Regions from separate parts of the Homo sapiens genome. Here region 2 is linked to region 1. A link is a loop called in an ENCODE intact Hi-C map of the cell type or tissue named here. Cell type or tissue: psoas muscle. All regions are shown on one strand. Links, peaks and the distances in the headings refer to the core of each region. The heading gives the core; the rest is flanking DNA. Region 1 has its middle 20 kb from the start of SDR9C7. Region 2 has its middle 41 kb from the start of HSD17B6.

Region 1 (5,379 bases), core at 190-5,189:
TTCTTCACGTAGGGAACAGAACCCAATGTGAGAAATTCCAGGAACTACTGAAGCTATTCTGCTAGTGGGATGGGGAGGCTCTTTTGTGTTCCTGGTTCTAGATCTGAGCCCAAAGCTCATGAAAAATCTCCTGTGAATAGGGTGTGAAGAATTACAGGACAGGCCACTGGGATGTCAAAGGATGACCCTAAGAGACTGTCTGGAGAGGAGAGGAAGAAAGTTTCTTGCAGATGGAAAATGCAAAAGGCAGGAAATTATTCTGAATTTAGTTTGCTCCAAACTATGCCAATGGTGGAGAAGAAAGGGTGTAAACGTACATGGGCAAAGTCAAATCAACAGAGAGGAAGATGGGGGCTGGGCATGGTGGCTCAGGCTTATAATTCCAGCACTTTGGGAGGCCATGGCAGGAGAGCTGCTTTAGCCCAGGAGTTCAAGTCCAGCTTGGGTGATGTAGTGAGACCTCATCTCTACCATAAAAATTTAAACATCAGCCAGGTGTGGTGGTGTGTGCCTGTAGTCCCAGCGACTCAGGAGGCTGAGGTGGGAGGATCGTTTGAGCCTGGGAGGTAGAGGTTGTAGTGAGCTGAGATGGTGCCACTGCAGCAGAACATAATCCTGTCTCAAAAATAAATAAATACAAAAATAAATAAAATAATAGAGACAAAGATTGTAGTGGGTAGTCCCTGGGACTCAGACAAACCCTTACCCTGTGAAAATGCAGTGAAAGATTGAAAAAGGGCTTAGAAATTGGAAGATAAGGAACTACCCATTCCCACAGGTTTATAGGAGAGGACACCTGCAGGAACTAAGCAGGCAGAAAAACACTTTTCATCAGGAACAGGCATCTAGAAGCACACATTGGAAATCTATGATGAGAATTTCCAAGTAAAATAAAGGCACAGAAAAGTGTCATAAATTGAAGATGAAGAAGAAACTGATCAAATATACCCCCTCTAAATACTGTTAACAGCAAACAAAGGTCCTATACTCTTGCTTGAGCAAATTGCTAGAAGGGTTCAAAACAGCTACAACTCTAGAAGAATTCTAGAAGTAATTCTTCCCTTCTAAAACAGTTGCTGCCTCCAAGAATTTAAAGAGTGTCAGGCTTGAAGGGGCCCACAGCCTTGGTGAGCTTGAAATGCAGCCTTTTACTTACTTAAAAAACACTAATACCTGTTAGTGAATACTGCTGCAATAAACATACGTGTGCATGTGTCTTTACAGCAGCATGATTTATAATCCTTTGGGTATATACCCAATAATGGGATGGCTGGGTCAAATGGTATTTCTAGTTCTAGATCCCTGAGGAATCGCCACACTGACTTCCACAATGGTTGAACTAGTTTACAGTCCCACCAACAGTGTAAAAGTGTTCCTATTTCTCCACATCCTCTCCAGCACCTGTTGTTTCCTGACTTTTTAATGATCGCCATTCTAACTGGTGTGAGATGGCATCTCCTTGCGGTTTTGATTTGCATTTCTCTGATGGCCAGTGATGATGAGCATTTTTTAATGTGTCTTTTGGATGCATAAATGTCTTCTTTTGAGAAGTGTCTGTTCATATCCTTCGCCCACTTTCTGATGGGGTTGTTTGTTTTTTTCTTGTAAATTTGTTTGAGTTCTTTATAGTTATTGCGGCACTATTCACAATAGCAAGGACTTGGAACCAACCCAAATGTTCAACAATGATAGACTGGATTAAGAAAATGTGGCACATATACACCATGGAATACTATGCAGACATAAAAAATGATGAGTTCATGTCCTTTGTAGGGACATGGATGAAACTGGAAACCATCATTCTCAGCAAACTATTGCAAGGACAAAAAACCAAACACCACATGTTCTCACTCATAGGTGGGAATTGAACAATGAGAACACATGGACACGGGAAGGGGAACATCACACACCAGGGCCTGTTGTGGAGTGGGGGGAGCGGGGGGGAATAGCATTAGGAGGTATACCTAATGTAAATGACGAGTTAATGGGTGCAGCACACCAACATGGCACATGTATACATATGTAACAAACCTGCACGTTGTGCACTTGTACCCTAAAACTTAAAGTATAATTTTAAAAAAAACACTAATACATGTTAGTTGTAGAAATATTGGAAATAAAATTTTAAAATAAGAATTTTTCTCATTTTTATTGTTCAAGAAAAACACTTACTGGTGAGTTTTGTTATATAACTTTCTAGGTTTTTTTTTTTTTTTTTGAGACAGAGTCTTGCTCTGTCGGCCAGTCTGGAGTGCAGTGGCACAATCTCGGCTCACTGCAGCCTCAGCCTCCTGGACTCAAGCAATTCTCCTGCCTCAGCCTCCTGAGCAGCTGGGATTACAGGCGTGTGCCACTACGCACAGCTAATTTTTGTATTTTTAGTAGAGACAGGGTTTCACCATATTGGCCAGGCTGCTCTCGAACTCCTGACCTCAAGTAACCTGCCCACCTTGGCCTCCCAAAGTGCTGGGATTATGGGTGTGAGCCACCATGCCTGGCCCCTTCTAGTTTTATAAATTATGTATTTATAATTGTATTATTAATATGTTTATATTATAGAAACTATATTATAAATATTATTTAAATACAATATCAATATTAAATACAATAATATTTATATTATTTAAATTATATTTAATAATATGTAATAATATTTAAAAGTTAACATTTATATTTAATATTTACTTAAATATTATTTAAATACAATAATATTTATATGATATTTAAATACAATCATATTTATAATATAAATATTTAAATACAATAATATTTAGACTATTATATTTAAATACAATAATATTTAGAATATTATATTTAAATACAATATTTATAACATAAAATGATAATATAGTCAACTGACCTTTATCTTGCTGGTCTATAATAGCATTCATGTACCTATCTACCTCTGTCTCTGGGAAATACTCTTACTATGTGGTTTAAATAGAAGATGTCATCATCTTAGAGATCCCACCTACCCCAACCTCCATTAGTTGATCAAGGAATGAGCATCTGACCAAAGCTAAGCTGTTAATAGAACCTTGGACTCCTGGCTACAGTCAGTTGATTCAGGGACTTGTTACAGGCCAGGTTGGGTTCATTCTGCCCATGCATGGTAAATAAATCTTCATGACACAGGTTTTGCAAGAGAGAAAAGATTCGTTCGCAAGGCCACTGAGTGAGGAGGCAGGAGAACAGCTCTCAAATCTGCCTCCTTGAAGATAATGCTTGGGGATATTTACGGGTTAGGGAAATGGGGTGGTCTAAATATGGGGAAAGATGATTGGCAGTAAGGAAAAATGAAGTAACAGATCCATCCTGCGCAGGCATAGTCAGAATTCATGGCATTTCATAGAATATATATACAGAAAATGAAAACATTAGCATGATCTGAGGGTGAGTTTTGGGCCCCCCAATGTCAAAAGGCCACCTGCACAGACCCCGTTGAGGGACAGTAGTCTCAACCAGTTTGAACTGGACAAGAGCTGGCCCAGGTTCCTGAAAAACAACTAAAGTGACTATTACCATGGTGACCTATGAATGCTATCAAATAGTCAGTAAAGGTTAAGATTCAGCATCCAGCAACAGCCTTCAGCTATACTGGGGCCTTCAGGTTCACGGATAAAGGAAGAAAGAATAACAAAAAGCAAGGGACCAAAAGTAAGCAGGGCAGGCAGACCTGATCAAATTGCAAACTAAGCCCTTGGTTTCAGATTGTCACCTGCCAGGTTTTTTGTTTGTTTGTTTTTTGTTTTTGGGACAGGGTCTCACTCTGTTGCCGAGACTGGAATGCAGGGATGTGATCTTGGCTTACTGCAGCCTCAAACTCCTGGGCTCAGGTGATCCTCCCACCTCAGCCTCCTGAGTAGCTGGAACTACAGGTGCATGCCACCACTACACCCAGTTAATTTTTATATTTTTTGTAGAGTAGGGATTTTGCCATGTTGCCCAGGCTGGTCTTCAACTCCTGAGCTCAAGCAATCTGTCTGCCTCAGTCTCCCAAAGTGCTGGTATTACAGGTGTGAGCCACCTGTAATCCCACCTGCGCCTGGCCACCTGCCAAGTATTTTTGAAGGTCGGCTCCAATGACAGCCAGTTCTAACTTCGGTCTGTTGAGAAAGCTAGGAGACGTGTGGCTGGGAACCACCCAAGGATGTGTCGCTATGAAGAGGAAACTAATCTCAGACCCCTAATCAGGGCCCATAATTAGGGCCAAATTATGGGGCCAGCTAGGGCTCACCCATCACCTGTCTCTCAAGAGAAAAGGTGACAGAGCCACATGCAAGGATTTCTCCTTCACTTCAGTAAAAAGAGAAATTCAGATCTTTCCTTACTTGGCAAAATTAAAAAGAAGAGTTGGCATTTCTCTCTTTATACACAATGCCCTCTCATAGTTCACCTAAGTAAAGTCTCAATTCTGCCTTCAAAAATTGTCCACTTGTAGTGCATTTTCATCTCCCAGTTGAAGCTCGTCCTTGACTGTTAAATATGCACACCCAATTTTTTCATTCCTCCCCCCTCATGTTCCATGTCAGAAATTCTAAAAGGAAGTTTTTAAAAAATTTTTTAATTTTTTTTTAAGATGAAGACTTGCTCTGTTGCCCAGGCTGGATGCAGTGATGTAATCATAGCTCACTGCAGCCTTGACCTCCTGGCCTAAAGTGACCCGCCCACCTCAGCCTCCTGAGTAACTAGGACTACAGGTATGTGCCACTCTGCCCAGCTAATTAAAAAAAAAAAAAAATTACTTTTTGTAGAGACAAGGGTCTCACTATGTTGCCCAGGCTGATCTCAAACTCCCGGCCTCAAGTACTACTCCCACCTCAGCCTCCCAAAGCACTAGGTTTACAGGTGTTAATCATCATGCTTGGCTTCAAAGGAACACCTTGTTGTTCTGTTAAAAAGTTTAGCCTAAAGCTCCTCCTTACATATATTAAGTCTGGGATACAGTTTTCTCTGTATAATGAACTGTAACCTAATTGGCTGTGAAAACAGACTGTACCAATCACTGAGTTTCAGTCAATCAAAGGAGGCCAACTGTTCAAACTGTTCAAATAAGGCAAATGCCCACTGAGCTATTACCATTCTGGCTGTTTCTGTACCTCACTTCATTTTCTGTACATCACTTTCCTTTTTCTCTCCGTAACTTTTCTTCCAGGATTGAAGTCTCTCTGAACCTATTTTGGTTCCAGGGTTGCCTGATTCTCAAATTGTTCTTTGCTCAATCAAACTCTGTTCAATGTAATTTGGCTCAGATTTTTCTTCTAACAGCTCCAAGTTTGGCATTAAAATCCTCTGTTTCCATTTGCTCTGGTGTAGAGGCAGTATTTACACTGCTCCTGTATAAGAACATGCCAAACATGCTAGCCAGGCAGGAGCTCA
Region 2 (5,379 bases), core at 258-5,257, 110 kb before region 1:
TGAGAAAACAAAGCTTTATTGCAAATTGACTGGCCACAAGACAGGAGGCAATGTTCAAATTTGTCTTTCAAGCTGGAGTCTGAAGATGGTAATGAGGCATGATCTGATTGGATCTTGCAATGCAGTAATGCCAGGAGGCATGATCTGATTGGATCATGCCATGGGATGATGCCAGGGTTCAATCTGATTGGATCATGGATCATGCCATGAAGTGTCCTCTTGCTTTTTTTTTCTTTTTTTGTTGAGATAGGGTCTTGCTGTGTTGCCTAGGTTGGTCTCAAATTCATGGCCTCAAGAAATCTTCACACCTCGGCCTCCCAAAGCACTGGCATTACAGGTGTGAGCTACTCTGCCTGGCCTGGTGTCGACTTCTTAATTCCATCCCCTTTCCTTGGTTCAGGCATTTAGATGCTGCCCATGGTTGCATTCTTGGTTCACCTGGGCACACTCAGTTTATATAACTTGCAACCTGGGGTCAATAGCAATTGAAAAACAACACATTATTTTATTATACAAAGTGGAACCAGATTGCGCTAATTTTGAGGGTAATGGATATTGCTGGGAAGTTTCTTGTGGCCAAACACTGTTTTAAAGAATTTTTTTCAAGCTGATTATTAACAGGAAGACCTTTTAATCCTGCCAACTGATCTAAGTAAAGTGTAGAATGTTTGGAGGGCATCGGCATTACGAAAGACCTTAGTCCTTGGGAAGAAATGAATAAATGTGTCAATAAAATTTTAACCTAGATACAAGATCTTGTACCTAGTAGTTATTCAATAAATATTTGCTGAATGAAGCAAACACAGAAAATATAAAATTATGTGAAGTGTAAAGTCTGTTTTTCTGATGCTTTGTGAGGGAGAGATTATTTTTAAAATGTATTTATTTATTTTTAACTTTTTAAAAATTAAACTTTTTTTCTTTTCTTTTTTTTGAGACAGGGTCTCATCTTGTCACCCAGACTGGAGTGCAGTGGTGTAGTCTCAGCTCAGTGCTCACTGTAGCCTTGACCTCCCAGGTTCAAGCAATCCCCCTGCTTCAGCCCCCAAAGTTGTTGGAACTACAGGCACACACCACCACACCCGGCAACTTTTTGTATTTTTTGTAGAGATGGGGTTTCACCATGTTACCTAGGCTGGCCCCAAATTCCTGGGCTCAAGCAATTAACTTGCCTGGACCTCCCAAAATGCTAGGATTACAGGCATGAGCTACCATGCCCAGCTTACTTTTAACTTTTATTTTAGTTCAGGCTGGGGTACATGTGCAGGTTTGTTAATACAGGCAAACGCATGTCATGGGTGTTTGGTGTACAGACCATTTTGTTACCCAAGTACACTAAGCATAGTACCTGATAGCTATTTTTCCTGATTCTCTTTCTTCCTCCCTCCTGCGTCCCTCAAGCAGGCCCCAGTGTCTGTTATTCCCCTCTTTGTGCCCATGTGTTCTCATTATTTAGCTCCCACTTATATGTGAGAACATGCAGTATTTGGTTTTCTGTTCCTGTGTTAGTTTGCTAGGGATAATGACTTCCAGCTTCATTCATGTTCCTGCAAAGGACATCATCTCGTTCTTTTTTACAGCTGCATAGAATTTCATGGTGTATATGTACCACATTTTCTTTATCCAGTCCACCATTGATGGGTATTTAGGTGGAATCCATGTCTTTGCTATTGTGAGTAGTGCTGCAGTGAACATTAATGTGCATGTGTCTTTATGGTGGAATGATTTATATTCCTCTGGGTATATACCCAGTAATGAGATTGCTGGGTTGAATGGTAGTTCTGAATTCAGTTCTTTGAGGAATTGCCTTACTGTTTTCCACGATGGTTGAGCTAATTTACATTCCAACCAGCAGTGTATAAGCATTCCTTTTTCTTGGCAACCTCGCCAGCATCTGGTATTTTTTGACTTTTTAATAATAGTCATTCTGACTGGTGTGAGATGGTATCTCATTGTATTATGGGATCTTTGGGGTGTTGTTTTTCTAGCCAGGAACCTCTGTGGCTGGTGGCCCCTGTGCCCGAGTTTTGCTCGGGCCCACTGGGCTTGTTTCACCTACTCAGCCTGGCAGGCTGTGTTTGGCTCACCCTACTGGCCTGGGACCCATGCCTGCCAAGGGTGAGTCAGGCATGGAACAGTGAGGAGTGTGTGAGTGAGTGTGGGATCCGGCCACTGTGCACAGTCAGACGTACCAGCTGCCGCAGTGGGCCGGGCAGCTCCAGGTGCTGGCATGGGCTCTGGCTCTCTGTGAGGCTGCAGCTAGACCAGGCACACTGCAAGCAGCTTCTACGGCTGGCACTGGAGGACACATTGGCACCCAGAAGCTCGGAGATGCCAGGAACCACAGGGCCCCAAAATAGGAGTCACAGCCCTGGTCTGGGGAACTCCCAGGTCTGGGTTCCCCAAAGGGCTGCAGCTCTTCTTTTCTTCTCTTTGCCCACAATGAGGCAAGCAAGGGGCATGTCTCAGCCCTGTTTGTGTTACAGCTCTTTTATCCTTGCCATTCAGTGGGTCCTGAGTTCTTGTCCTGTGACCAGGAAGAATGAGGTAGGCAGAAAAGAGGAGAGTGAGTAAGATGAAGGGGAGCTTTATTGAGTGATAGAACAGCTCAGAGGAAACCTGCAGGGGGCAGCTACTTTCTGCAGCCAGGGTGTCTTGATGAGTGTTCAGCTCCTAGCAGAGAGGGTAGCTCCTCTCTGCTAGGCAATTCATCCTGACAAGTGTTCAGGTATCAGCAGAGAGAGTAGCTTTTGTCTGCAGGCAGGTCATCCCAACATCTGCTCAGCTCTGGCTGAACCCAGGGCTTTTATGGGCCTCAGAGGGGAGGAGGTGAGCACTGATTGTTCCATGGGCAGCCATGGATGGGCCTGGAAAAGACACCACAAGTTTCCACTGCAGTCTATGGGAGCAGCAGCCTGGCCCCCAGCCTTCAGGCCCTCCCTGGCCTGAAGGTGGGGCCTCACGTGGGACCCACTCCCTTCCCCCCAGGAACCTGTCTGCCTCCTGCTGCCATTCATGGCACCCAGGCTGTACGTGCCAAGGGGCACCTGCAGGCCAGTGCCAAACTGCCCTTATCACCCCCTCAGCTTCCCTCCTGTGCTCTTTGGCACCCAAGGTCCAGAGGCGGGCTGAAGTGGCAGGGGGCTGGTGTGTCAACACTTCCCTGAGCATGTACACACCTGGCTGGGCTGTGACAGAGCTCAGGCTTGACCATGACTTTGCTCTTAGATCGGAGTGGGTACCGACAGCAGGGAGAAGCCAGGCGGCAGGAGCAGGCACTTCCAAGCCTGTGAGGGCAGGGGGAGAGGACCATCCTGGGTCTCCAAGAGTGCAGGGATGCCTGGGTTCACAGCCACAGTTTGGGTGTCTGCAGCTGCATCCAGGGGGTGGGGGTCCTGCTCTGTGGAGTGGGAGGTCATGCTCTGCAGTCACGACTTGGGTGGCTGCAGCCACGCCTAGGAGGACAGGGCTCCTCCCTGCTCCCAGCACCCCCAAGAGCACAGGGAGGCCTGGGTCTGCAGCCATGACTTGGGCAGCTTAACCTGTGCCCCAGGGGGTGGGGCTTCTTCTTGCTCTGTGCTTTGGGAGGCCCAGTTTGCAGCCATAACTTGGGCAGACTTGTGTCTGCACCTGGGGAGCTCCCACCCTAACAAATCAGAAGGGGCAGGGCTCCCACTTGTCTGAGGCTCCCACCAGCTGCATGGAGTATACAGCTCTGGCTGTACCTCCCTGCTGCAGCCTGTGTGATGGCAGCGGCCACTCTAGATGGCCCACCACTGCCATCAATCACCACTCTGTAGAGGTACATCTAACTGCCGTTAGGATAGGGACAGTGACCATTCTTAACTGCTTCATGCTGACAGGGGGCATTGTTTTTGGGAAAATGGCAGTCAGGTTTTCTCTCAGGGGCCTATATAAGGGTCTCCAGTAAAAGGGAGCCATTGTCCGAGGCTCCATTTGCATGACCATTGGAGTTTGACGGCCCATCCTTTTTGTTTCTTCTGAGCTGCAGTCAGAGATCACTGGTTGGTTCACCCTCACAACTGTCAAAAGCTACAAATATCTCAAAAGGAAAGCTTCCTTGATTCTGAAAAACAAAACGAAGGATCATCAATGGTTCAAGCAAAATGTCAAAAAAGATTACTTCAGTCTTCTGTTAGTTCCGTTCACTCAAAGAAACTCCTGTTCACAATCTCCAAAATTATCAGAAACCTTGGGACAAAAAGGTGCCTCAAGAGGGTGTATGGGCCCATTAAATTAGTCCCAGGCAGCCCTCACCAAATTGCAGCTAGCAACTGGCTGGGGCTGCTCCTCTGTTGCCTCCCTATCATAAGCAGGTGAAGCTGTGGGACCAGTTCCTCCTCAAACAAGGGAGAGAATGGGAGTCCCAGGAATTGGGGACCTGGCCTAATAAGGTGCCTCCTGAAAGGAAAAAAAGCTAACCTGTTGCAAGAAAAAGCTTCCTGTATTCACAGGACTATGACAGTGGCAGAAGGAGACCTGAGATGCCCCTCACGGTTGTGCCAAAGGAGGAGGAGGGCCTAGATTGAAGAGGAGAACTGAAAGACCTGCTCCAGAGTCCAGAAGGAGGTCAACCCTCCTTCCCTTGATGCCCAGAATCACCTGGGGCTCCTGGGTGGCAATGGTAGTCTGAACAACCGGAGCTGGGGAGAGGAGCCCCAGAGCCTGTCAGTCCCGCTGCACTATAAGGGAGGCCGGCCCTGGACCGGGTGACCCGTGTCTCCAGGGATAGTCCGCCCTCTAATTGTCCTCATCACAAACTGGACAGGGTCGAGGTGGCCTCCCCACACTGTCCAGACAGTCCCTCCTAAAATGACCTGGCCTGCCACATTTGCAGTAGTCAACAGGTGCATATCAGGGACTCTGGGGTCCATGAGCCCACAGAGCAGCTATTAGAGCCTCTGCCTTTTTCCTGTATCTCCCCTCTTTTCTGGACTTCCTCCCAGTTCCCACTGCAAAAGACCAACGTGGCTCCTACCAGGAAGCCCTCCAAAGTACCATCTGGTCCCACAGCCCGTTTCTGCTGCCCCCTCCTGACATCAGGGGCCACCTGTGTGATAAAGTCAGTGCCTAGGACCAGCTATTCTGCTACTGAATCAGGAGATAGAGAGGTGTGTTTTACCAAGGCCCCTCCCTCTTAGCCTTTCCAGGAAGCCAGTGGGATTCTCATCAAATCCCTATTCTACCATGAATAGGTTGGTGTAATTCAGGGCCTTAGTCCTTGTCCTTCATAAGCCCTCCGGTATACACACCTGAAAGTGTTTCCTCTTCTATTCTCCTATTTCATCATTGGGGTCCAATTTTCAACCTCCAATGGTACTGCTATTTTTCCAATCAGATAAGTCTCATACCCTTTCC

Evidence for each region. Hi-C counts contacts between places; a loop is a spot of excess contacts. Peaks named below come from ENCODE experiments on the same cell type or tissue, not always from the same donor. Only the 100,000 strongest peaks of a DNase experiment are listed, where the experiment ranks them.
Region 2: it touches region 1 in a loop (1.9-fold over the local background); 1 of 110 quality-filtered maps calls a loop at or near these places.

The regions. Positions count from the first base shown.
Region 1 is chr12:56,911,833-56,917,211 of GRCh38, forward strand. No RefSeq gene overlaps it. Among named protein-coding and RNA genes, the nearest start is that of SDR9C7, 20 kb to the right of the region's middle. In psoas muscle, for the core only: no CTCF peak of the experiment used is centred there; no DNase peak of the experiment used is centred there.
Region 2 is chr12:56,801,754-56,807,132 of GRCh38, forward strand. No RefSeq gene overlaps it. Among named protein-coding and RNA genes, the nearest start is that of HSD17B6, 41 kb to the left of the region's middle. RefSeq lists an enhancer at 2,917-3,566. In psoas muscle, for the core only: no CTCF peak of the experiment used is centred there; a DNase peak (open chromatin) is centred at 2,208.